2 separate regions of the Mus musculus genome follow, and region 1 is linked to region 2. A link is a contact called in ENCODE POLR2A ChIA-PET data. All regions are on one chromosome and are shown on one strand. Each heading gives the region's core, a stretch centred on a gene start or an enhancer-like site at or near the end of the contact. The rest is flanking DNA. Distances are from core to core; before and after follow the strand shown. Region 1 holds the start of Arpc1b (actin related protein 2/3 complex, subunit 1B). Region 2 holds the start of Smurf1 (SMAD specific E3 ubiquitin protein ligase 1).

Region 1 (5,689 bases), core at 955-3,454, 150 kb after region 2:
CATGATCTGTGTTTCCTCATGGCTTCAAAGTTTTCAGTCTATAGTCACTTGGCTCCACAGCTTGTGGCAGCACAGAAGGGTGAGGTGGAGGCCAGCTACTCACCTCAGAGCAGCACCTCACACCAGACAGAGTGAGCAAGTCAACACTACCTACAGTGACTTTCTTCTCAAGAGGTGCAAGCTCCTACCATCGCATTCAGAGAAGAACTGAATAGACTCACCCTCTGTGAGGGGCTAGGGTCTGTGTGGCTCAGTGCATGTGTAAGGTCTTGGGTTATACCCACCATCATAAAGCAAAACAAAACAAAACACCTGGTCCATGAATCTTAACCCTCTTGAAAGACGCTTGAGCTTAAGCTGACCAGAGCTGACCAGTGAGTGCTCTGGTTTTCTCTGCAGGATTGTCTTGTCCTATGCTCTGCTCTGAGGACTCCCCTCCGCTTGAGGGTTACTGCCCTCCAGGCATACAGCTCACCCAGAGGGGCTTCTCTGTAGTGGGCCACTTCCTAGAGTCCTGGGCTTGGTTTTGCTTTGTCCATCCTCTGAAGACACTGGGTCACTTTAGGTTACTACCCCGGGACAGAGAACTGTAGGACACCACAGGCGTATGGAGTCAGATCACTCAAGGCCTCCTGGGGCCATTGCTGGGCTTTTATGGAGCTGAGCGAGCACGGACAGATTGCCAGCCAGGGATGCCCTTGACCCACAGGGCTACAGATACAAACCTACAGGAACAGCAAAGCAGGGGGCGCAGGATCATGGCTCCTCTGTGTCTGTGGCAGGAGGATGACTCGTGGAAACCTGAGCTAAATCTTACTGAGCTGGGTGGGTCTGGTGGCACGGGGAACTGAGGCAGGAGAATCACAAGCTCAAGGCCTACGTAACTTCAAGTCCAGCCCCAGAAACTTAAGGAGACTTAAGTGAAGGCTGGGGATGTAGCTCCGTGACTGAGCGTCTGCTGTGTGTGCAGGGCCCTGAGTTTGAATCCCAACACCATTATATATGTATATGTGTGTGTGTGTGTGTGTATACACACACACACATATACATAATCACTGAACATGGGCAGGGTGTTCACTGCAGCAACTGCTCCAAACTTAGAGTATTTTATTACACCAGGCATGATGATGCACTGCTTTAATACCAGAACTCAGAACTTGGAGACACAGACAGAGGCGGATCTCTGAGTTCAAGGGCAGTCTGGCCTACAGAGCTAATTCCAGGGCAATCAGGGCTACACAGAGAAACCCTGGCTCAAAAAAAAAAAAAAAGTATTAATTTATTTACTTACCCTGCGTGTGTGTGTGTGTGTGTGTGTGTGTGTGTGTGTATGTTTACACACTCTAGTTCACTATGGCTGGCATGTGTGTGGAAGTCAGTGCTGGGAGTTCAATTCAGGTCCTTAGGCTGGGCAGCAAGCACCTTTGCCATCTGAGCCATCTTACTGGCCCATTTCTTTGGTTTTTTTGAGGCAGGGTTTCATGTAACCCAGGCTGGCCTTCATCCAGCTCTACAGCCAAGGGTGAACTCGAATCTCATCTCTCTTCCTCCATCTCCCCAGTGCTGGGATGACAGGTGTGGGTTATCACAGGCACCTCTAAGCCAGAATTAGTGATACAGGAGATTGCTGGGAGTCTAGAGAGGAGCTCTCAGAAGGTGGGAGGCACAGCAAAAGGAACTTGAGACGCACCTAACCTGGAAGACCCTTGACCCTGGAGCATCATCACCTGACTGCAAAGCTACTCAGCAACTTGGAGGGAAGTGTGTGGACTTCCGAAGCGAGAAGTCACCTGGAGTGGCAGTGCTCTTCTTCCTGGACGCCAGCGACTCTGCCATCTTTGGGACACAGAGTCTGGGGAACCACGGCTGGGGTGCACCTAGAGTGCGAGGGGCGGGGCAGGAGTCATTAAGTTGCGGGGTGCCTGCGTGTGGCCTCAAAACCTTTGAATTCTTGGTTGCCCGATCTCGGGCTTCCGCCCTCTAAGCGCCCCCCCCCTTCTTCCAGCCTCAGTTTCCCCATTCAGAAAGTAGTTAGGGGCAACAGCGTGCGATCTCCGAACGAATTCTGGGCTGAGCTGGACTTAACTGAGGTCCGGGCGGCTTAGTACCCCGAGGGGTGGGCGGGCCCTGAGATCTGGCCACAGCCGCCCGGGTCCCGCCCCCGGTCCCTGCGGGGCTGTGCCCGAAGGCCCCGCCCCCCGCCCACGAGGAAGTGGCTGCGGCGCTGCGCGGGTCTCAGAGCCGGTTCGGCGCGTCGACTGTCCAGAGTCCGCGGCCGAGGAGACCCGAGGTGAGGGGCGCGGGGTGGTCGCGAGGTGTGTGTGGTGTCTGAGGCCACCTAGAAGTCAGGGGACTCGAGGCGATGTTCGACGGTGAGGGGGATGGGGATGAGAGAGGAGTGGAGAGCCGTGTGCATGGGGGCCTGGTGGGGCTCCCGGCGAGGGTGGGGCTGGCAAGGAGCTAGTGGGGGGCGGCGTTCTGGGGATGCGGGGCGCGGTGGGAAGAATCGCAGAGATTCCCCGCGCACTCGACGCCATCGAGACGGCACAGCCCCAGCCTCGCGCCCCCTCTCCGCTTTCCTGGCCCCGCTTTCGATCCCCGAGACCCGTGTCGCCCCGTTACTTTGGGCGCAGGGCCCCACGCTCAGTCACTTCCCCCTCGGTCCGCAGCCTTCCGGGTTGTTGCGACCGGGAAATGAGCTAGCACCCCTGCCCCGCCTCATCCCCCAGTGACCATACCCGGCAGGGGTCCAGGTTCCTGGTTCCACCCAGCTTGGGCGAGCGGACCCTGGCGGCTCGAGGGGCACCCAGCCAGGCCACCCCGGACAGGGCAGGTCCCGGTGGGGCCCGCAAATAGGCTGGAATCCTGAACTGGGAGCCAGCCCAGGTGCTGGCCATGAAGCTTGTTCCCGCGAGGCAGCTCCAGCCTGGGGCGGTGTGGCTGCTGACGCAGTCGAGCCACCTCGCCTCTCTAGAGCTCAACTTGCCTTGCCTGGAAAATGGGGACCTTCCAGATTTGGAGGCTTAGCTGCCAAATGTGGCTAGTACACTTGGCAGAGTGCCTGCTTGTCTGCTGCTGCAGACCTTATTTCTGCACTCCTTTGAACCTGGCCTTATGAGGTGGGAGGGTGGGGTGGGGTCCGAAGCTGCAGCCCTGCGGGGCGACTTGGAGGGAACAACTTCTTCACGTGGACAATAAAAAAGGAATAGATTTACCACGTGGGCTTCTACTGTAAGAGAATGTGCGGGGCTGGGAGATGGAGCATTGAATAAAAGCACTGACAGGGGTGGAGTTGGGGAGGGGGAATCCTGAGGGTCTGAGTTCGAATACCCCGACACCCATGGGCACTCAAAGACACACAATGAAGCGTGCAAGGCAAAGGTCTGTGTGAATGAAAATTTATTTATTTATTTTGGTTTTTCGAGACAGGGTTTCTCTGTATAGCTCTGGCTGTCCTGGAACTCACTCTGTAGACCAGGCTGGCCTCGAACTCAGAAATCCTCCTGCCTCTGCCTCCCGAGTGCTGGGATTAAAGGTGTACGCTGGTGATTCTTTTTCACTCTGGGTTGTTTTGTTCTTTTAGGCAGGGTCTCCTCCTTTCCCCTGGACTCGGGTTCTCTCTCTCTCTCTCTCTCTCTCTCTCTCTCTCTCTCTTTCCCCCTCCCTCCCTCCTCCTTCCCTCCCCCCAGGCTAGCCTTGAACTCATAGAGCTCTGTCTCCTCAGTGCTGAGATTAAAGGTGAGCACACTTCGGGATCTTTCAAATAACAAATAACCCCAACTAGAATTAAAGTATTTTGTTCTGTCTTGGTCCCAGGGCCTTGGAACTTACTAGGCAAGTGCTCTACCAGTGATCCAGCCTCCTCAGTGGTATGTGGGTTTTTCCAATCTGTCACCCACTGATATAAAAAGGGTTTTCTGTAGTAAGGCAACCCTAAGAAAGAGGGCTTTAAAAGTTTGCTTTTTCAAGTTACTAAGGTCATCAGTGTTGTTCTCTTTTTAAAGATGTATTTTTATGGGTTGGGTGCGCGCGCGCCCACACACTTGAGCCCTGGGGTGGTGGAAAATGCTGTCCCCTGGAGCTAGAGTATTTATTTGGTGGTTGAGGGCTACTGGAGTTCTCTGCAAAGAGCCTTCTCTCCAGCCCCACATTCTGTCTGCTCTCATACAAGCTGTTGGAATTAGAAGTTAGCACGCGGCCCTTCAAAGGCATGGAACAGATGAGGGTCTCCCCACAGCCCTGCTAGCACCGAGTCTTCTGTGTTTTGGAGAAGTTTTTGTTTTGGTTCTTTAAACTGGTGTTTTACGATATTTTAGAATTTATTTAATCTGTTGCTGGATTTGACTTTCCCTCATTCAGTAAGTCTTCAAGGACAGTTTAGAGGAGGGGGAAGAAGAGGAACTGAGGGTTTGGAGGGTTGCTCACACCACCCAGGCTCCTACCCACAACAGGAAGTTGAGTAAGGCTTAGCACCATAAAAAAGAAAAAAAAAAACTGCTGCTGGCTGTACTTAGCTGAGCTCCCAAGCTAGGCGGGGACTTCCTGGATTGCCTGTGGAGCCAAGGTTCTCGCTGCAGGCAACTCCCGGCTTGGCTTAAGTCTCAAATCCAGCCAGACTGAGTGTGTGATTCAAGGAAACACAGCCAAGAAAAGCCAAGGGGCCAGGGCGAAGGATATTTATTTATGTGTGTGTGTGTGGGGGGGGGTAGGGTAGAGGACAAGTTAGAAGCCTTAATTGGTTCCTTCGCTCCTGGGTCCTGGGGATCAAACTCAGGTCATCAGGCTTGGCTGCAAGCGCTTTTACCCGGTGAGCCATCTCACCAGCCCCTTACCTGTCTATCTGCCTGCCTACCTACCTATCTAATCTGTCTGTCTGTCTGTCTGTCCGTCCGTCCGTCCATCCATCCATCCATCCGTCCATCCATTTCTATCAATCACAGGTTCTCCCTATGAAGCCCAAGCTGGCTTCAAACTCCTGATCCCACAGCCTTAGCCCGCTCTGTCTCCGATGTTCAGCAGCGCACCCTGCTGGAGAGTTTTAACCCAGCACTCTTGGAAGGAACTCTGGGACCCAGGCACTGGAAGAATGTCCTTGGCAGCAAAGGGGCCTGAGGCTCTGGCTGGCAGGCTTAGGAAGGGAGCTGCGTAGGTCCTCCCCAGCCGAGGGTGTCCTGAGGTAGAAGCGTCTGGCTTTTCTGACCACTTGTTCCATTAGGAACACAGAGGGCCTCTCCCAGTTGTTGATACATCACTGTGATGCAACCAGGCATTTTCCTCGACACAACATTCCTTGATACAGATAGCAGGAGTGTGGAAGTCATTTAGCAATGGTCAGGAAGTATCCCCAAGGGCTGGGGGTGTGGCTCAGTGGTAGAGCCTCTGCCTAGAATCCCCCAGTGAGGGGCTGGGGGTGTGGCTCAGTGGTAGAGCCCCTGCCTAGAATCCCCCAGTGAGGGGCTGGGGTGTAGCTCAGTGGTAGAGCCCCTCCTTAGAATGTACAAGGTTTGGGGTACCATCCCCAACAGTGTAAAAGAAAACAAACAAACCAAAAACCCCTCCGTTTCTCTTGTATATGAAGCTGGCCTCAAATTCATGACCCTCCTGCCTTAGTCTGTAGAGTGCAAGGGGTTACTGACCGGCCTGTGCTACCAGGCACAGTTTAAGAATTCACGTCTATGGGGCTGTCAGA
Region 2 (5,892 bases), core at 1,573-4,072:
CCATCCAAAACTCTGACACTTTCCAAGTCTGCAATACCAAAATTAACCAGTTGACCAGGATCTGTTAATAGATACCTGCCACAAATTCCACAATTAAGCCACTGATCTCATTTCTACTGAAACTCCCCAAGTCAGTCACTTTAGCGGGAAGGCTGAAAGCAACCTGGATCATATCTGAAGTCATAGCCCAGTGTCAATGAGCAGCAAACTTTCCCAAAGATGACTGTCAAAGAACCTAACTTCCTAACTAACACATGCCCTTCGCATGTCCACTGAGCAAGTCTCTTCCAGTATCTGTCCAGAGGCAAAGATGGCCAATATGACCGGGGTCTGGGTTCTAGTGCAAACACCGTTATCTGCTCCCACATCTTCAGGGAAAACTATCAATCTTTTCTTAAACACAAGAAACTTTCCAAGAATTTCCACCATGATCACAGGTCTTACCCTAAGGCTCTGCCTGAAAGGACAAGCAGAAGTCTTAGTCCCCAACACACTGCCTTGGAACAGAAAAATCCAGGGAACTCCCTGCAAGGCCTCAGACTTAACGATGTATTTCCTCTTCTGAGCTGGAAAGCCCCAAAGCAGGCCCTCTGCCAACCCTGCCATGCATGCAGCCTTAGGGATGGATTCACACTGGTAAGGTCTGCAGAGAAAGGAGAGGGAGAAAGAAAGAGGAAGCTGAGGGCAGTGGTCCAGACTCCGGACCCACGAAGAGGGACAGCTATGACAGAGAGCTCTCCCCTTGCCTGCATGCAAACTGCCCTGCTGCTGTCAGACCCACAGCAAGCTCTGCGCTCACCTTTGAAGGTGGCACTACAGAGCACTTAGCAAACCTGAACATTCCTCTGAAGACTGAGGGGAACAAGGCGCCTTGCACTAGAGCAGCTGCCACAGCTCAGCTTGTGTGGGAGGGGGGACTCAAGGATGTGGCGAGGGGTGAAGGCATTGCAGAGGAGGTAGGAACCAAGGACTCGTCTCTGGAGTACTAAGTGGCCTGGCCTCGGGGAGAACGGAAGTGGACTAGACTGGAGAGGTCTGGACCACTGATGAGGTGGGGGAAGTGAGAACAAGACTGGGAGACAGACGTTTGGTCCCAGACAGGATTGAGGAATTTGCGACTTAAGGGTGGAGGCTGTAAGACAGAAGCGAGTGGGCGGGACTGAAAGATAAGTGAGGGCGGGATCAAGCAGGGACGGGGGCGTGGCTGAAAACAGTAGAGGGGGCGGAGCCAAGAGAGGAGAGGGGAAACTAGAGAGATGGAGATGAGGAGTGGGTGAGGCGGTGGGAGAGCAAAGAGAAGCAAGGCAAACGAGTAGGGGGTGGGATGATTCGAAGGGACCCAGAGAGAGAAGGGAGAAGGTAGATAATGTTCATGTGAGAGAGTGGGAAGAAAGAAAGGAGAGAGAGATGAAGTGATGAGAAGCTGCAAGGGAAAAGAGGGAGGGGACAGGCGGGAGGATGGTGAGGGGTGGGCCTAGAGGGGAACAGCAGGTAGAAGGAGGATGAGAGTGAAGAGATGGATGATGAAAATGTGAGGTAGGGGTGGAAAGAGCGGTGGAGGTGCAGCGAGGGGGCGGGATCTACATGAAGTTGAAAGGTGTGTGGCTATGTACAAGGCCTGAAGAAAAGCAGGCAGGGGGGTAGGTGTGGATCAGAGGGTGCTGGGGCGGTGTCAAGAGAGGACACTAGAGGGGACCGGTGGAGGGCCCCGAGGGGTGGTACCTATATGCAGCTGAGGGTAGGTGTGGGGCAGAAAGGAGAGGGGGGGGGGGAGTCCTGTAGTGGAGGAGCTAGGGGGCGGGACCTGATCCAGAAGGGTAAAGTTAGGGGCAGAGGGAGAAAGCTAGGGGGCGTGGCCCATATGCAACTGATGGTAGGTGTGGGCAGATAGAGTAGTGTGGGCAGGGGGGGATAGGCAAGAACCTGAAGAGAAAGGAGCCAGAGGCGGGGCCAAGAGAATCAGCCACAGGGGTGGAATCTATGATAGAGGGATGAACAGCAAGCCAGGCTTAATGCAGAAAAGGCAGCTGCCTGGGCCTGCAGAGCAAGCAGGGGGCGGGGAATGATGCAGAGGGAGGAGCCATAGGGCGGGTCGCCAAAGCTACAAAGTAGTCAAGGGGTGGAGCCTGTGAGGGGGAGGGGGAGTCTGCAGAAGAGTCGAGGGCTGAGCCTAGTTAAGGGGGCGAGTCTGCAGATCGGAGAGGCGTGGCTTGATGCAGAGGGAGGGCGGGGCTGCCGCAGCGGGGCGTGTCCTGATGTGCCAGGGGCGGGCCCTGATGCAGAGGGAGGGGACGGGGCGGCAGGGGCGGCGCCTGCAGAGCACCCGGGGGGCGGGGCCGGGAGCGCGAGCGAGGGGCGCACGCCGTAGGGGGTGCAGCGGTCCCGGGACAACGGCCGGTGCAAGGGGGGGGGGGGGGGAGGGGGCGGGGCGGGAGTCCGCAGGGTCCCTGGGACAGTCTAGGGGCGCGAGGGCCGCGGCCCTGTCGTGCCTACCTGTCAGACGGATCTTGATGCTGGAGCCGTTCCTACGGGTCCCGGGGTTCGACATCTCCCGCCAGCGGCCGGCCGGCCTCGGATCCAGTGCCGCCGCCCCCCAGCCCGGCCCGGCCCGGCCCCGCCGCCGCCTCAAGGTTACGGCCACGGGCTGGGCGCCGGGGTCCGAGCCGGGACGCCGAGTGCGCGGCGCAGGCGTTGGGCCGGAGACCACGGGCTGGAACCGTAGAACCGAGCGCTCGGCCGCGCCGCCGCCAGGAGCCGCCCCTGGCTGGCCCAGCCCGGAGCCGCCGCGCTCGCAGCCGGACGCCCGCCGCCCTCGCTGCTTCCGCCGCCGCCTCCCGAGCTGCGCGCGCCCGCCGCCTTGCCGGCCCGGCCCTGCGCGGCCTCGCGCTTGCGTGTGTGCGTGCGTGCGCGCGCCCGAGCACGGCGCTACGCGGACCGCGCTTGTCCTGGGCGCGCGCAAGGGGGTCTGGGGGAGCTGCAAGGTTCCTGCAGCCGGCGGGGAGCCTTGAAACAGACACCACCGTGGCCACCACCGCCCCACACACGTAGACGACACACACGCACACACAAGCGGCGCAGTCGGAGCTGGTTCTTAGTCACAATCTCAGAACCAACTGATTTGCTTGTGCGACGATTTGGGGGAACCGATTGTTTCTTCAGTGTCGGACTTTTCAAAGCTCCTGATGGAAGCCAGGGTGTTGCATGAAACCCCAAGAACCGTGCGCGCGTGCGCGCGTGGGTACACACTAGATCCTGCAAGTTCCAAGGGAAGACTTCCCGCAGTGATCGAGTGTCGGATGTGCCCTGTGCAACTGGTGTATTCGATTGACAAAGTGGCTAGACTCAGAGGAAGTGCGGCATATGGACCAGCTAAACAAGATGAAGGATGTAAATGGAGAGGTGGTGGTTTTGTGGATAGGAACCTGCATGCAACTGAACTAACCCAGAGAAGTAAGCAGTCGGGTTTTCGAGTCCCTGCCTTCTGATGAACCCACCCCCAAACCCCCAGAGTGTCAGGCCGGTAAAAAGTAAAAGCCGGGCTTTCTTTCCCCAGCAAGCAAACCAATCTCTATGGTAACGCATTCTAGAGAGGAAATAAAAGGTTCTTGAAAAGGCTGCGTATATTTACCAAACTCCCATCCGACCTGAACTTAATTCACTTCATGGGCAGACTCTATGGTTCTTCCTTAGAACCAGCTACCCACAGCGTTTGACCACCCTCTTTGGAGACAGGGGCTCATCTGTAGCTGAGGCTGACCTCAAAACTGTGATTCCCCCTACTCAGCCTCCGGAGCGCAGGGATTACAGGCTTGTACCTGTTCTTGTCCTAGGCAGTTTGGTTTTATGAGCCTGTGCAGCCCAGACTATTTAATAATGGAGGGAAAATATCTTAAGAATAGGATCGTGTATGGGCAACGGTTAATCCAGACTCTAACTCTGCTTCCATTTCTAAGCCGTTGTCGCTGAGAGCGAGACCCTAGGTTGGAATAAATCCATTTAGGAGTCTTTGATTGGTGTTGGGAGAATAGCACCATTGGTAAGGTGTTCGATGGTGCAAGCACAAGAAGCTAAGTTTTGTGAGGCTTTTTTTTAGATATTTCTGTTACCTATATAGGAGTGTTTTGTGTGCGTGTTTGTATGTGTGCATCACAAGGTGCTGGATCTGGAGCGGGTGTTTGTGAGCCACCGTGTGGGTGCTGGGAACTGAACTTAGGTCCTCTGGAAGAGCAACGTGTGCTCCTAACTGTTCAGCATCTCTCCAGCCCCACGGTACAGGTGTGCTGGTGAGTTTGAGTGATCCCAGCCCCCTGGGAGGCAAAGACAGAAGGATCCCTGGGACTAATAGGCCAGTAAGCCTCCATGAATCAGGAACCCTATGCCAGTGAGAGACTCTGCCACCAGAAAAAATGGAGCTGGGGGATAAACAGTGGAGAAAAACTGAAGTTAACCTCTCTCTCTCTCTCTCTCTCTCTCTCTCTCTCTCTCTCTCTCTCTCTCTCTCTCCCCCTGCACTTCTCTCCTTCCCTCCTTGCCCTGTCATTCTCTTTCTCTGTATCCTCAGCCATACCTCCCTTCTTTCTCATTCCTCTTCCCTCCACCTTCACCCACTCACACACACACACACACTCACACACTCACACACACTCACACACTCACACACACACACTCACACACACACACTCACCCACTCACACACACACACTCACCCACTCACACACACACACACTCACACACACACACACACACACTCACCCACTCACACACACACACACACACTCACCCACTCACACACACACACTCACACACACACACACACACACCCCCGCCTCAGCTCACATGTGCTTTTCCTTCCTCCTGGGTCCACTCTCCTGCACCCTCACCCAGGAGTCTTGGGTTGCTCCACCTCTTTGTTTCCTTACCTGCCTAGACGTCTGGACCTTTCTTCACCTGGTTATCCCAACCCCTGAGTCACAAGTGTGCGTCTTGGAGGCTAAGTCATTTCCTCTGCCCATTAACTGGGAACGCACACTGTTGTCTGCTAGTCGGAGAGAGTCCTAACAGTATTCTGCCATACCCTGCTTCAAAGAGAAGACTGTCCTCCATGCTTTGATTGTCGTGTGTGCGTTCCTGTGTGCCGCTCCCTGAGCACATGTGTACACACATCTGGAAGATACAGTCACACATTATTGGGTGTCTTTCCCAACCATTCCCCACCTCAATTCTGAGACGATTTCTCACTGAACCTGAAACTTAGTGATTCACCTGAACTGGCTGGCCAGCAAGCCCCAAACATCCTTATCTCCCCCTCCCAACACTGGGATTACAGATGTGGGATGCCACACCCAGTGTTGACTACAGGTGCCTGGAATCCAGCTCAGATCCTCATACGTGCAAGGCAAACACGTTATTGACCCTCCCCAGCCCATTTGTCTTTAGGACAAGATCTCATATGGCCCAAACTGGCCTAGAACGCAGTATGTAGCTAAGGATGATCTTTAACTATTAATCCTCCTGCCTCCACCTCTTGAGTATGTGAAATGCAAGATCACATCATGAAGTCTGATTTTGTGCACCTACTGGGAACCGAACCCTTGAGTTCCTACATGCCAGGCAAGCTCCCTATCCACTGAGCCACATCCTCAGCCCCTTTCCCACCTTTTGACTACCAAACTGAATATGACTGTCATCTGCAGACCAAGGTCTTCTATGCCTCTAAATTTACTTTCTTTCTTAGGCTTTTCTTTCTTAAGCAGAGTAGCTCTAAAATCTATATTCTAAACTCCTATCACATTATCAGCTGTTCATCTGATTAACTGAGGTGACAGTTTGAGGTCAGTCTAGGCTACACGAGTCCCCATTGGAAACAAACAAACAAGGTTTGGGAGCTGGCTC

What was found. ChIA-PET counts read pairs that join two places held with the same protein, here RNA polymerase II (POLR2A).
Region 1: POLR2A ChIA-PET joins it to region 2 with 11 read pairs in Patski. The contact joins the promoter of Arpc1b here to the promoter of Smurf1 in region 2. POLR2A ChIA-PET finds 5 or more read pairs at or near these places in 2 of 5 experiments (Patski and embryonic stem cell).

The regions. Positions count from the first base shown.
Region 1 is chr5:145,112,052-145,117,740 of GRCm38, forward strand. Arpc1b (actin related protein 2/3 complex, subunit 1B) reads left to right here and starts at 2,205. Exons shown (of 10, transcript NM_023142.2): 1 at 2,205-2,290.
Region 2 is chr5:144,963,008-144,968,899 of GRCm38, forward strand. It overlaps Smurf1 (SMAD specific E3 ubiquitin protein ligase 1), which reads right to left and starts at 2,823. Exons shown (of 18, transcript NM_001038627.1): 1 at 2,494-2,823. The coding sequence starts at 2,548.